2 separate regions of the Homo sapiens genome follow, and region 1 is linked to region 2. The links are chromatin contacts, found by Hi-C or POLR2A ChIA-PET in ENCODE. All regions are on one chromosome and are shown on one strand. The core of a region is the stretch at or near the end of the contact, and the rest is flanking DNA. Distances in the headings are between cores, read along the strand shown.

Region 1 (5,427 bases), core at 1,724-4,223, 58 kb after region 2:
TCTCCACCCCAGTACTCTGGTGGTGCCCTGTCACTATCGGGATGGAGTGGTGAGCAGGCCTTGTTACCCAGTTCCCCACCCCCACTGCTTAGAGCAAGTCTTGTATTTCCCTGCTGCTGAGTGCAGATCCTCCCCCTGCCACCCCAACGCCCAGTCTGCCCTGCCAACCCCAGCACGCTGTAACCGCCTTCTAGAAGGGCTTCCGGAACCCATCCAGCTCCCTGGGGCATGCGACCACCCCGGGGCCTCTCTGCTTCTACACATGTCTACAAAGCCACTTTCTGACCTCACTGTCAGGTGACCGATTTCTCTCTCAGCTCTTCCTAGCTCAGTGCCAGGCACCTAGGAGGCACTCAGGAGAAGGTTCCAGAAAGAACGGGTACACCTGAGTGCACAGACAAGTCCAGTGGCTCTCTTCCGTCGTGGTCCACTGTGCCAGCTCCATTGTTCCAGGGCTGAGGCCTAGGGCGGTGGGGCTATATGGCAGGAGGAGTGTCTGCACTTTGGGCCTCTGCCTGGGATTTATTTGTGTCTCTGAGGCATCCAGCAGACTCTTGGAGGACAGGATGAGGTGTTCCCTGGCCTTTCCCAGCACGTAGGTGGGAGGCCTGGGCCCCTCATGAAGAAATCAGACTTGGCGTGGACTTGCAAGGAAGGTCCCCCAGCCGGAGGAGGCGTCATCCCCTCCCTGGGGCTGAATGCTGGGGCCACCTCTCCCCTCATGCCTGCCATCCACACCCCGCTCCAGGTCTGCTTTTAGGCCCCAGTCCCTGCCCCATCTAGTGTGTTCTTCCAGCCTCCCTCCACCTACTCTCCCAGCACCTCTGTGATGTTGTGAAATATCTATTTGGTCTTTGTCCTTGTTTAGTGACATACAACTCCTGAAATCCTCAGAATCTCCGTGGTGCTCTTTCTGTGCGCTGGTGTTGACTGATAGCTTCCGGGTGGCGCTGGTCACTGGAAAGACCAAGGCAGGATTAGCGGGTTAGAACTTTCAGCCCCACCCCCAACCGCGGGGAGGGGAGAGGTCCAGAGGTGGAAGGTCAAGTTGATTGCCAGTGGGGTAATCAGTTATGCCTACTTAACAAGGGCTCCATGTCAACCCTAGAAGACAGGACTTGGAGAGCTTCTGGACAGCTGAATAGGAGGGAGTGCCTGGAGGGCAGCACCGTGTCCCTCTCCCGTACCTCACCCTAAAGGTCTCTTCATCTGTGTCCTTTGTAACAACCTTTATAATAAACTAGTGAATGTAAGTGTTTCCCTGAGTTCTGTGAGCTGCTCCAGCAAATTCATTGAACCCAAAGCAGGGGTTGTGGGAACCCCAACTTGAAGTTGGTTGCTGAGAAGTTCCAGAGGCCTGGACTTCTGACTGGTGTCTGGAGACGTGGGGGGCTTGTGGGATCTGAGCTATCTCCAGGTAGATGTCTCCCGGTGTCGGGATTGAATTGGAGGACACCCTGCGGGCGCCCGCTGCAGAATGGATTGCTTGCTGCCGGGAGAAACCCCCGCATCTTCTGGGTCGCAGATCCTGTGCCGATTGCGGTGCTGGCGTCAGAGCAGAGGAAAACGTGGTATGAGAGTTTTTCCAAAGAGTCCAGACACGCTTCCAGGCCCTCTCAGCCACCCCCACACCGTCCCTACCATTCCCACCTGGCCCGCTGCTGCCTGTGCCCCAGGGTTTCCGGGCACTCCGAGCTTCCCTGGCAGGCAACAAAGCTCTCATCCCTGGATCTTGCGGATCTCGCGCCCGGGCTGGAATGCCTGTGCTGCCCTCCCCTGCCTGGCGGGTGGGGTCGGTGCTCAGGAGCGGGTGGGGCCTGCCGGTCTCCCTAGCCCACCACCAGGTTTCCTCTGTATCCCCGCAGCACTTGGCAAGGTCCAGGGGCTTCCGTGGGGAGCGAGATTGTTTTGGATCCCGCCAGGGGAGCCCACTGAGAGGAGCCTGCATCTCCTATCACGTGAAGCCCGCAGGGGCCACAGCACCTCCTTCCTGTGGTCCCTAGCTGCGGGCGTTGGCGTTCCCCACCCATGGGGCCCGGCCTCATTTCCTCTTCCTCTTCATTCCCGGTCCCACTCCCAGGAAATGGTGAGGGATTGCTCAGACCAGATGGGAAGAAGTGAGACGAGCGGCAGCTGACGCCCATGCCCTGTTCTGTGGCCCGTGACTGAGGTCCAGCCACACAGAACCCCGCGTCCTTGATAGCTTGTCAGCTGCTGGGACGGGGGCTGTTCTTGTGGCCAGGATGTGTGTGGTGGTCAGGCCAGGGCAGGATGGGGCCCAGGCCTGCAACCCCAGCTCTTCAACCTGGAGTCCTAGCGAACACTGACCTACGTTGGGACAGGGCTGCCTCTTGCCCAGGGGGCTGCAGTTGGCCCCTTGGTGGCATCTGGGAGTGTGTGGGAGTGCCTTCTGTGCTGTGGGCCTCATCCCCAGGGCTCTACCTCCAGCCTGAGCTGCTCTGGCATTTGCCTAAGAAGCATCTGTATCGAAACTGGCTTTGAAAACTTCACAGTGGAGCTTCCCTGGGCTGGAATTCTCTGTTTGTCGCTCGCCCCCGCCTCCAGCATCCCCAAGTGGCCTGGGCTCTGACTGCCACTGTCAGGCCACGGTCCTGTGGGATCCAACCCTGAGCCATCTCTGGGGGTCCCCTCATCTTCTCCACCCTCCCGGTCTAGACTCTGCCTTCCTTTCTCCCTGGCTTCTCTGTCCCAACCCTTCCTCCTCCAGGGCCACCAGGGGGATTTTTGTAAACGCAGATCTGATCGGGTCACCTGCCTAGACTTTCCTCCTACCCCGTGTGGGGACACCCGCCTCTTAGCGCATCCCAGCCCCTCAGCACTGCCAGGGCCGCCCAGCTCGCCTTCGCCCACTCTTGCCTCCACATCTGAGGGGCACCGTCCCCACCCACAGGCTGCCTCCACACCTTTCCGCCCCTTCCACAGCAGCAGGCACAGCCCTGCCCGTGGGGTTCCCCTAGCACTTCCCCAGCTGCCGTGGTTGACAGCCTTCTCTCAAGCCGCCTCTCCCTGGCACAGAGGCGGCACCTCAGTGGAGGTCTGTCATGTGACTAACTGCAGGACGAGGGAGCCGCGGTCGTATGCTGCCTCCTCACGTTTGCTGTGACCTGGGACAGGAGCGGTCCCCAGGAAGGGAGGCACGGTGTCGGGGTTGGTGTTGGCCGTGTTAAAATGTCATCAATGAGGCTAAATGTGTGTTCTGTCTTTGTACATGAAAGAGAGTTTGTTTTCAAATCCGGTTGTTTGGGAAAATCACATTCCCCTCTGAAGAAGCGAGACGTGCAGAGGCCTCGTGACTCAGGCTGTCAGGCCTGGAGTTTGGTGCTGGAGTTTTGTGCTGGAGTTTGGTGTTGGAGTTTGGTGTTGGAGTTTGGTGCTGGAGTTTGGTGCTGGAGTTTGGTGCTGGAGTTTGGTGCTGGAGTTTGGTGTTGGAGTTTGGTGTTTGGGGATGGCAGGTGGTGTTACTAGTGGCAGCCTTGCCGGGGTGGCCTGTGTCTCCAGGACTCGTGGGAGGGCCCTGGTACTAGAAGTGGCCGAGTGCCCTGAAGTCCCAGACCTGCGTGGGTCCTGCCTGTGCTCAGGGACCCTCTGGAGCCTCTCTCGGAGGTCCTCGCTGTCCCAGGATGAAGGGAGATGGAGCAGCAACAGCAGCCAGCAGCTGTGGGGTTGTGTTCCGCCCCGAGGCTGGGGTGAGCTGCTTGTCTGCTGGAGCGAAGGGGCCAGCTGCCCCGCTGGGGCCCCTCCTGCCCCGTTCTCCAGTGAGGATCTACTTCCTCCCACATCCATGCTACCTCCCACCTGCCTCCTGGCTAGAAATTAGCTCAGGGTGCCACACTCTTGACAGACGGCCCGCCTCCCAGCCCTGGCCGCCTTCCTCTTCCTGTGGGCGCCTTCAGGGGGTTTGCTGCCAGGGACGGATTTGGGGGTTTCTTGGAGCTCCCATGGAGTGAGGACATAGGCTGCTGTTGGGTGTTCCTGGCTGAACACTGGTCAACTGGCAGGAACTGCCCTCCCTGGGAAGGCTGCTGGGGCTGTGGCGGGGTGGGGGTCTGCAAGCCTGTAGCCATTTAAAGGGCCCCTCCTCACATGTGGTAGAGCCAGAACTGTGCCCTGTGGCCAGAGGGCACGGTGGTCACATGCGTCAGATGACATATCAAGATAACATTTTGGGGAAATAGAAATCGCTTATACTCATTACTCATTCGCACATAGCTTTTTTTTTTTTTTTTTTTTTTTTTTTTGTGGGATGGAGTCTCGCTCTGTCGCCAGGCTGGAGTGCAGTGTGCAGTGGTGCAATCTCGGCTCACTGGAAGCTCTGCCTCCCGGGTTCACACTACTCTCCTGCCTTAGCCTCCTGAGTAGGTGGGACTACAGGCGCCCGCCACCACACCTAGCTAATTTTTGGATTTAGTAGAAATGGGGTTTCACCATGTTAGCCAGGATTACAGGTGTGAGCCACCGCACCTGGCTGCTTTTTTTTTTTTTTTTTGAAATATTTGGCCGGGCGCGGTGGCTCACGCCTGTAATCCCAGCACTTTGGGAGGCCGAGGCGGGTGGATCACGAGGTCAGGAGATCGAGACCATCCTGGCTAACACGGTGAAACCCCGTCTCTACTAAAAATACAAAAAAAAAAAAAAAATTAGCTGAGCGTGGTGGCGCGTGCCTGTAGTCCCAGCTACTTGGGAGGCTGAGGCAGAAGAATCACTTGAACCCGGGAGGCAGAGGTTGCAGTGTGCCGAGATCGTGCCACTGTATTCCAGCTTGGGTGACAGAGTGAGACTCCTTCTCAAAAAAAAAAAAAAACAAGAAAGAAATATTTGCTTTGGAGCAGGAACAGAGTGAGACCCTGTCTCAAAATGAATGAATGAGGCATGGCCCAATGGCTCACGCCTGTAATCCCAGCACTTTGGGAGGCTGAGGCGGGCGGATCACGAGGTCAGGAGTTCGAGATCAGCCTGGCCAACATGGTGAAATCCCATCTCTACTAAAAATACAAAAAAATTAGCCGGGCGTGGTGGTGGGCGTCTGTAGTCCCAGCTACTCGGGAGGCTGAGGCAGGAGAATGGTGTGAACCCGGTAGGCGGAGTTTGCAGGGAGCCGAGATCGCGCCACTGCACTCCAGCTTGGGCGACAGAGCCAGACTCTGTCTCAAAAAATAAATAAATAATAAATAAATAAATAAACGAGCGAACAAATGAATACAAACATTTGCTTCTGATCTGCAGGTACCTTGAGCTCTCAAACAGGCGTGGCGTTTATGAGGAAAGGCCATGTAGGTCCCTGGAGAGGCTTCCCGGGTGAGAAAGAAGCCGCACTGGGTATGGAGGGCAGCTTGGCTGTGGAGAGAGGCATTAGGAGGGGACGGTGGCCTGTGAGAGAGCTGCCCCTGGCCCGTGCAGTTGCACCTC
Region 2 (5,756 bases), core at 3,140-5,639:
CACATTTTTGACGTGACCCACTTTCTGGGGTAACTCTGTCTCTCTCTCTCTCTCTCCCTGTCTTTCTCTCCTCCCCATCCTCCTGAAGTCATGTTCAGTGCTGCCCCTGTCCTCTGCCATCTCCATGGCAACGTTCACGTGGATTTCATAGAACAGAAGGTGTTTCTGCTGGAAGGGACTTTGAAGATTGGCTCCTCCTGCCCACTTATTTCATGGAGAGGAGAGCAGGCCCAGAGAGGGAACACCAGATGCCTGGGGACACACAGCAAGCCAGGGACCCCACCAGGCCTCTGGCCTTCTGACACCACTCCCACCCAAGAGCACAGACAGCTGAGATCCATAGCACTGACTTCTCAGGAGGTGTTCTGGAGCAGCTGAGAGAGGGATGGGCCTCTTTGGGGCCTTGTCACAGTCCCGGAGGCCAGCCCTTCCCACCCTCTCTCCTCCCCCGTGTGCATCTGTGGGACAGCCTGGCCACAGCAGCCTCTTCCCTCCCCTCAGGTGTTTGGCACTCTGGAGCAAGCCAAGAAGTACATGCTGGACAACTACTCAGCAGTCAGGTCACCATGGAGGACGTCTTCCTGAGCTTCGCATGCCCTGTGCCCCTGGTCCAAAGCGAAGACCAACGAGAGCAAGCAGAGCAGGTGGGCTCCTCATCGTGCTCGCTGCCTCCTTCCCTGCCTCCCTCTCGGCTTTCCTCTCAGTCTCCCTCCCTGCCTCCCTCTCAGCTTTTCTCTCGGCCTCCCTCCCTGCCTCCTCCCTCAGAGCCTGTCCTGCTGTAATAAGGACAGACCAGTGCCAGGTTGGCCCAGGTGTGCATGGCCTTCCCTGGGTTTCCAGGGCGTACAGAGGCAGCTCTCGACCTAGCTAGCTCAGCACAGGGCTGTCCCCCTAACTGCAGTGCACGGAGCAGAGTGGGGCCCACTGGAGAACTTAAGAGGCCCGCTGGAGAACCCAGGTGCGTTTCCTTAGAAAGGGATGCCCAAGTCCCACCTGAGTAGCCTGTGGTCTTATTGAGACCTGGCTGTGGAAGCAGCCTCAGAACATCTTGCATGTCCTTTCCAAGGGCGGTGGCCATGGGGTGACTACAGTACTAACCATGACCCGACCAGGTGCCAACTCTGTGGTTGGTCCCCTGCAGGCATTGCGTCATTTGATCACATCACCCTCAGGCCCGGCCTTAAGGGGTCTGTCCTGGTCATCCCCTTGCTCATGGGCAAGAAGTCTGCAGGGCAGAGGGAAATGCTCACCCAAAGCTTGCGCTCTTCCTTCTCTAGAATCCCCTGCCCAGATGGTTTGTCCATCCAGTGCACTCCCTCCCAGGGCAGGCCATGCCGCCCAACGCACCCTGAGATGCGAGATGCAGCAAAGCAGTGGCTCTGCAGAACTTCGGGTAGAGTTTGGATGGGTGCGTGGAGGTTTCCACACATGTGTGCAGATCCCTTGGAAAGCAGGATAGAGCCAGAAACAGAGAGGAGGGTGCCCGTAGGCCGCTGGGGGCTGGCTCCCATGGTCACATGCAAGAGTGAAGCTTCATGGAGACCATGATTCTAAACTCACACCTGGCCTCACAGGTGGTAATGTCACTGTTCTTCTGAAGGAAGGAGGAAATAAATATTGACAAGTTTGCTAGCCTAAGTCGGGATGTCACAATATTTAAATATTTGGATGTGTGGGCTTTCATCCTCTTCCCTGGCTCCTGCAAATTTAGGGCTGCATGTGATCCTATATCCACCCATGAAGTGGACAGCGCCCCACCTCCCACATGGGTAGACTGGCTTAGAGGCAGCCAGTAACTTCCCACATCAACAGACAGGGGAGCCAGGGTTGCACTGGGGCAGAGGTTCTCGCAGTGGGGTCCCAGCAGTAGCAGCACCATCAGGAAACTTGTTAGAAATGTAGGTTCTTGGGCCCCACCCAAAACTTACTGAATCAGAAATGCCTGGGGCAGGGCCAGCAATCCATGTTGCAAGAAGCCCTACAGCAGGTACTCTGGCGCAGCTCCAGCATGAGAACCACTGAGCAGAGGCCCCATGGGCGCCAGACCATCACACTGTCCAGATGCAGATGGATGTGGCCACATGCCTTTGTCATGTACACTCACCTCTCTTCTGAGACGGGCTCCATCCCGTGGCCTTTCTCTCTCTGTGGAGTTCACTCTGCCCCTTGCCACAGGCCCCTCAGCTCCTCTCTGGGAAGTGCAGATGCTGGTCTCTGCCCCTTCTCAGCCAGGACTCAGGAAAGGGTCATGCACAGGCCTTGCCTATGGTTCCTGCACCCCTTGCCCAGAACAACGGCGTTGCACACCCATGGTCGCCAACCCACCCTCCTCAGTCCTCGTTTCAGGTGACTGCTCCCTGTGATGAAAGCCACTCCCTGGGCTCCCATATCCAGCTCTCATTCCTCCCATGCCCCTCTCTGCCTCCACTGAAGGCCCATCTTCTTCTCTGAATGTGGGATTTCTCAGGCTCCCAAGCTACTTCACTTTCCCTTCTCTCCCCTGCCCCTCACTACCCATAACGTTTTCAACCGACACCTCATTCCACCAGGAATTTCCCTGAGCTCCTAACAGTTTAGACTTTTCCAACAAGGTCTCACCTTCCTGAAGCCCAGTGGGAAACGGGCCCACACCCTGGAGGAGCCACTTATCACCCCAGGGCAGCCCTGGAGGCTCCCACTGCCAGTGCAGGGTGTGGGGCGAGAGCAGGCATGGCTGCAGTCAAGACAACTCCTGCTCCCTGAAAAAGAAATTTGCCTGTCCATGTTGAAAGGAGAGTGATCAGGACACAAAGCACAGGATAGAGCTAAACAACAACCTAGGGACCAAGGATGCTGTTCTAGATTCTAGAGGCAGCTGGTGTGGCTAATGTGCTCATGGCTGGCTCTAGTTGATTAATCCCTTCAAGATGCTATGGAAGCTAACCCTGAAAGTGCACCTCTGCCCTAGGGGGAGACAGGTAACAGTGACAAAGTAGGAAACAGTAACCCAGGAGGACAAAAGTGAGATAAGGGGATAATAAATCTGGGGGCTGAGAACATGGGACATCTGGGGAGCAGGCCCCAAACTCGCTCAGCCTGTCCTCTCTTCACCCTCCTTCACCCGCTTCCTGATTCCGGGACAGGGAATATTCCCAACTTCCAGACCCTCTCTGGGGCCACGGACTCTTCTGTACCCTGTGCTGTGATCACCTGTTTACTCTGTCTCTTGCCCCAGGCCGGCTGAAGCCTGCACGCCAGGGCTCCTGTCTGTGTGCCCAGGGCAGGCCCAGTACTTGAAGGAGTTCTATGGGGACCCGGAAGGATGGAAGGGTGCAGACTGAGGGAAGCGTGAGGGAGGGGTGGGCAGCCTTGGCCCAGGCCCCTGCCTTCCCCAGGAAAAGCCCCCTCTGTCCTCCACCAGACAGTCAGGAGGCTGCGAGTCTTCCCCTTGACAGCCTGTGCCGTAAAAGGGGTGCGGTGTGGCTGACTCCTGAAGGACAGCTCAGATGGGCACTGCCCAAGACAAGAGTGAGCAGATACGACACTTCCCGCGGCGAGCAGCTCCAGGTAGCAGCCGAGGAGGCCAGACAGGGGGCAGCATCTGGCCAAAGTGATGGGGAGGGCTTGCCCCGGGGCTGGAGCACTGAGGCGTCCAGGGTGCGCCACGTTTCGCGGGAAGAAGGGGTCAGCGTTCCGCGGGGGAGACTTCCCAGCGTCAGCTCCGACCTCCTCTTTCTCTACCACGATCCCGGCCAGCATCCCCGCCCAGCAGCGGCTCAGCCACAAACCCAAGGGTCTCCACCTGAAGCAGGCGGCGGAAGGGAAGGCCGTGCAAGCTGGGGGTGAGGGTCGCGGGCCCAGGAGCGACCCCGGGACCCGGGCAGGGCACGGCCTCGTCTTAGAAGCGCCACGTCGAGGCTGTCCCAGGCTGGATCACGGCCGCGACTGCGAGGGACGCCAAGGAGTCCTCTTTCCCCTGGCCGCAGGCGTGCGCCTTCGCAGCCCATCTGGCACCGCAGATGCCGGTCGCCGGGGTCAGCGGCGAAGCCCGAACCCATGCGGCCGGGAGGGGACGCCCACAAACCCCTGCCCGCCGGCCGGGAAGCGCTCCTACGGGACCCCAGCCCCGTTGGGGAGGCGGGGCGGCCACGCGGGTTCCACCAATCAGCGGCCAATGTTCGAATTCGCGTCCTGGCGCGGCCAATGGCGGGTCCCGGAGCAGGCGGGGAGGGCGTGGAGGGCGGTAAATGAGGCGAGCACAGGGCGGGACATGGGCGGGGCCGGCGGCGGCCCCCCCGGGCAGGCCAATGGGAGGGCCGGGTGCGTTTGAAAACTGGGGTGGGCGGCGGGGCGGGGTCTGCGCCTGCGCGAGGGCTACGCGCGCTCCGGCCGGGGCGCGGGCGCGCTCTCAGGCGGGCTCCGGCGGCAGCGACGCGAGCGCGGCGATGGGGAGCGGCGGCGGTGAGTGCGGGGCGATGTCCGCTGGTTTCTGCCCCACACCCCTTCTGCCTGCCCTGCGGGGCGGACGGTGGGTCCCGCGGGAGGGGAGGCCCTGGCGGCCTGAAGAGGGCTGGCTCGAGCTCTTTAACCCGGGGCGGATGTCGCGTCCCGCGCAGGGAGCCCCGGCGGCCGGGCGCGCGGTTTAAATGCCCGGCGGGCGCCCGAGCCCCTCGGAGCCTTCCCCCGCGGCGACGTTTTCCGGCCCTTTCCTGGGGCAACGATCGGGTCCCGGGGCAGCGATCCGGCGATCGGGTCCCGGGGCGGCGATCGGGTCTCGGGGAGCCAAACACCAGCGCCTCCTGGTCGGGGAAAGGGCTGCGGAGCGCGTGGGGGCGAAGCGATCCCGCAGCCCGGCCGGGCCCTGACCGAGCCTCAGTCCAGCGGGGCCGTGGACCTAGCTCTGTGGAAAGCAGCGTTCGGCCCCGCGCGCGTTGAGGCACAGGAAACACGAACTGTGGTTTCAGCTATTATCATAGTATCTGTCCTGGAGCCGGAGAATGAGGAATATTTTATGGAGAGGTCTATAGAATCTTTGAGAATTCGTCGCCCTGGAATACGTTTGGCTTTTGCAGCTGATTTAATTGCTAACAGGAAGACCCCGGTCAAGAGAGGGGAGCCGGGAGCAATCGCTAGGAAGTCCTAGCAAGGCGGGGAGGGATTTGGGCCCACAGAGGGGAGTGGCGCTTCCTTTCAGGACTGGAAGGAAGGATGGATAGAAAGGTAGATTTGTAGATGGGGAGGCAGGATCCTGAGGTTCCTGTCTGAGGGCTTCTGTTTCCCTGTGAAATAAGGGCTAAGGTCATCTGCTTAGAGTGAGGAAGGGGTTGCTGGAGTAGGAGTTGGAAAATCCGGCTGTGGGAAGAGGAGAGAGCACATCTGAGAAGCATGTCCGGGCTGCCTGCCTGGTGGGTGGAATGCCCGTCTCACCTTTAATGATTGCATCTGTACACAAACCTACAGGTCTAGGTTTGTGTTGGGACCTGAGCAACAACCTTACTGCGTAGCTGTCAACTCCGCATTCTACAATAGAGGGCACACTGAGACTCTGCAGAGCTGAGACTTGGACGCACACTGCCCCGGCCTCCAAGTCTGTGGCTTCTCTCCAGGGCCGACCCTTCTAATTTGGACTTGAAAACCAGACTCTTCAAGCCCACAGATCTTTATTGAACATTATGCACCTTGGTCACGTGTGCAAAAAGCAAAGCTATCCAGCAAAGGCCCCAGGAGTTTTCCTGAGAGTGAAATAGAAGGAAAACCGTCCTCAGCTTCGGCAGCTT

Evidence for each region. Hi-C counts contacts between places; a loop is a spot of excess contacts on that map. ChIA-PET counts read pairs that join two places held with the same protein, here RNA polymerase II (POLR2A). Pooled maps may share reads with other maps.
Region 1: a loop to region 2 is called in a map of CD8-positive, alpha-beta T cell, with 14 times the contacts of the local background. The contact joins the enhancer-like site here to the promoter of CCNF in region 2. A Hi-C loop is called at or near these places in 39 of 168 maps with a recorded cell type or tissue (B cell, CD14-positive monocyte, CD4-positive, alpha-beta T cell and 23 more), 28 of 37 single-sample maps with no recorded cell type and 32 of 50 pooled maps. POLR2A ChIA-PET finds 5 or more read pairs at or near these places in 16 of 52 experiments (A549, CD4-positive, alpha-beta memory T cell, Caco-2 and 13 more).

Annotation. Positions count from the first base shown.
Region 1 is chr16:2,484,263-2,489,689 of GRCh38, forward strand. The region is part of intron 1 of TBC1D24 (TBC1 domain family member 24); the gene reads left to right. Among named protein-coding and RNA genes, the nearest start is that of TBC1D24, 12 kb to the left of the region's middle. Within about 2 kb of position 2,974, at least 13 of the 41 ENCODE cell types and tissues checked have a DNase peak (open chromatin) inside an H3K27ac peak, as active enhancers do; they include B cell, CD14-positive monocyte, CD8-positive, alpha-beta T cell and 5 more, where a contact is called at or near this core.
Region 2 is chr16:2,425,058-2,430,813 of GRCh38, forward strand. CCNF (cyclin F) reads left to right here and starts at 4,390. Exons shown (of 17, transcript NM_001761.3): 1 at 4,390-4,440. The coding sequence starts at 4,425. It also overlaps the pseudogene ABCA17P. RefSeq lists enhancers at 3,451-4,030, 3,466-3,645 and silencers at 3,856-4,705, 4,716-4,765.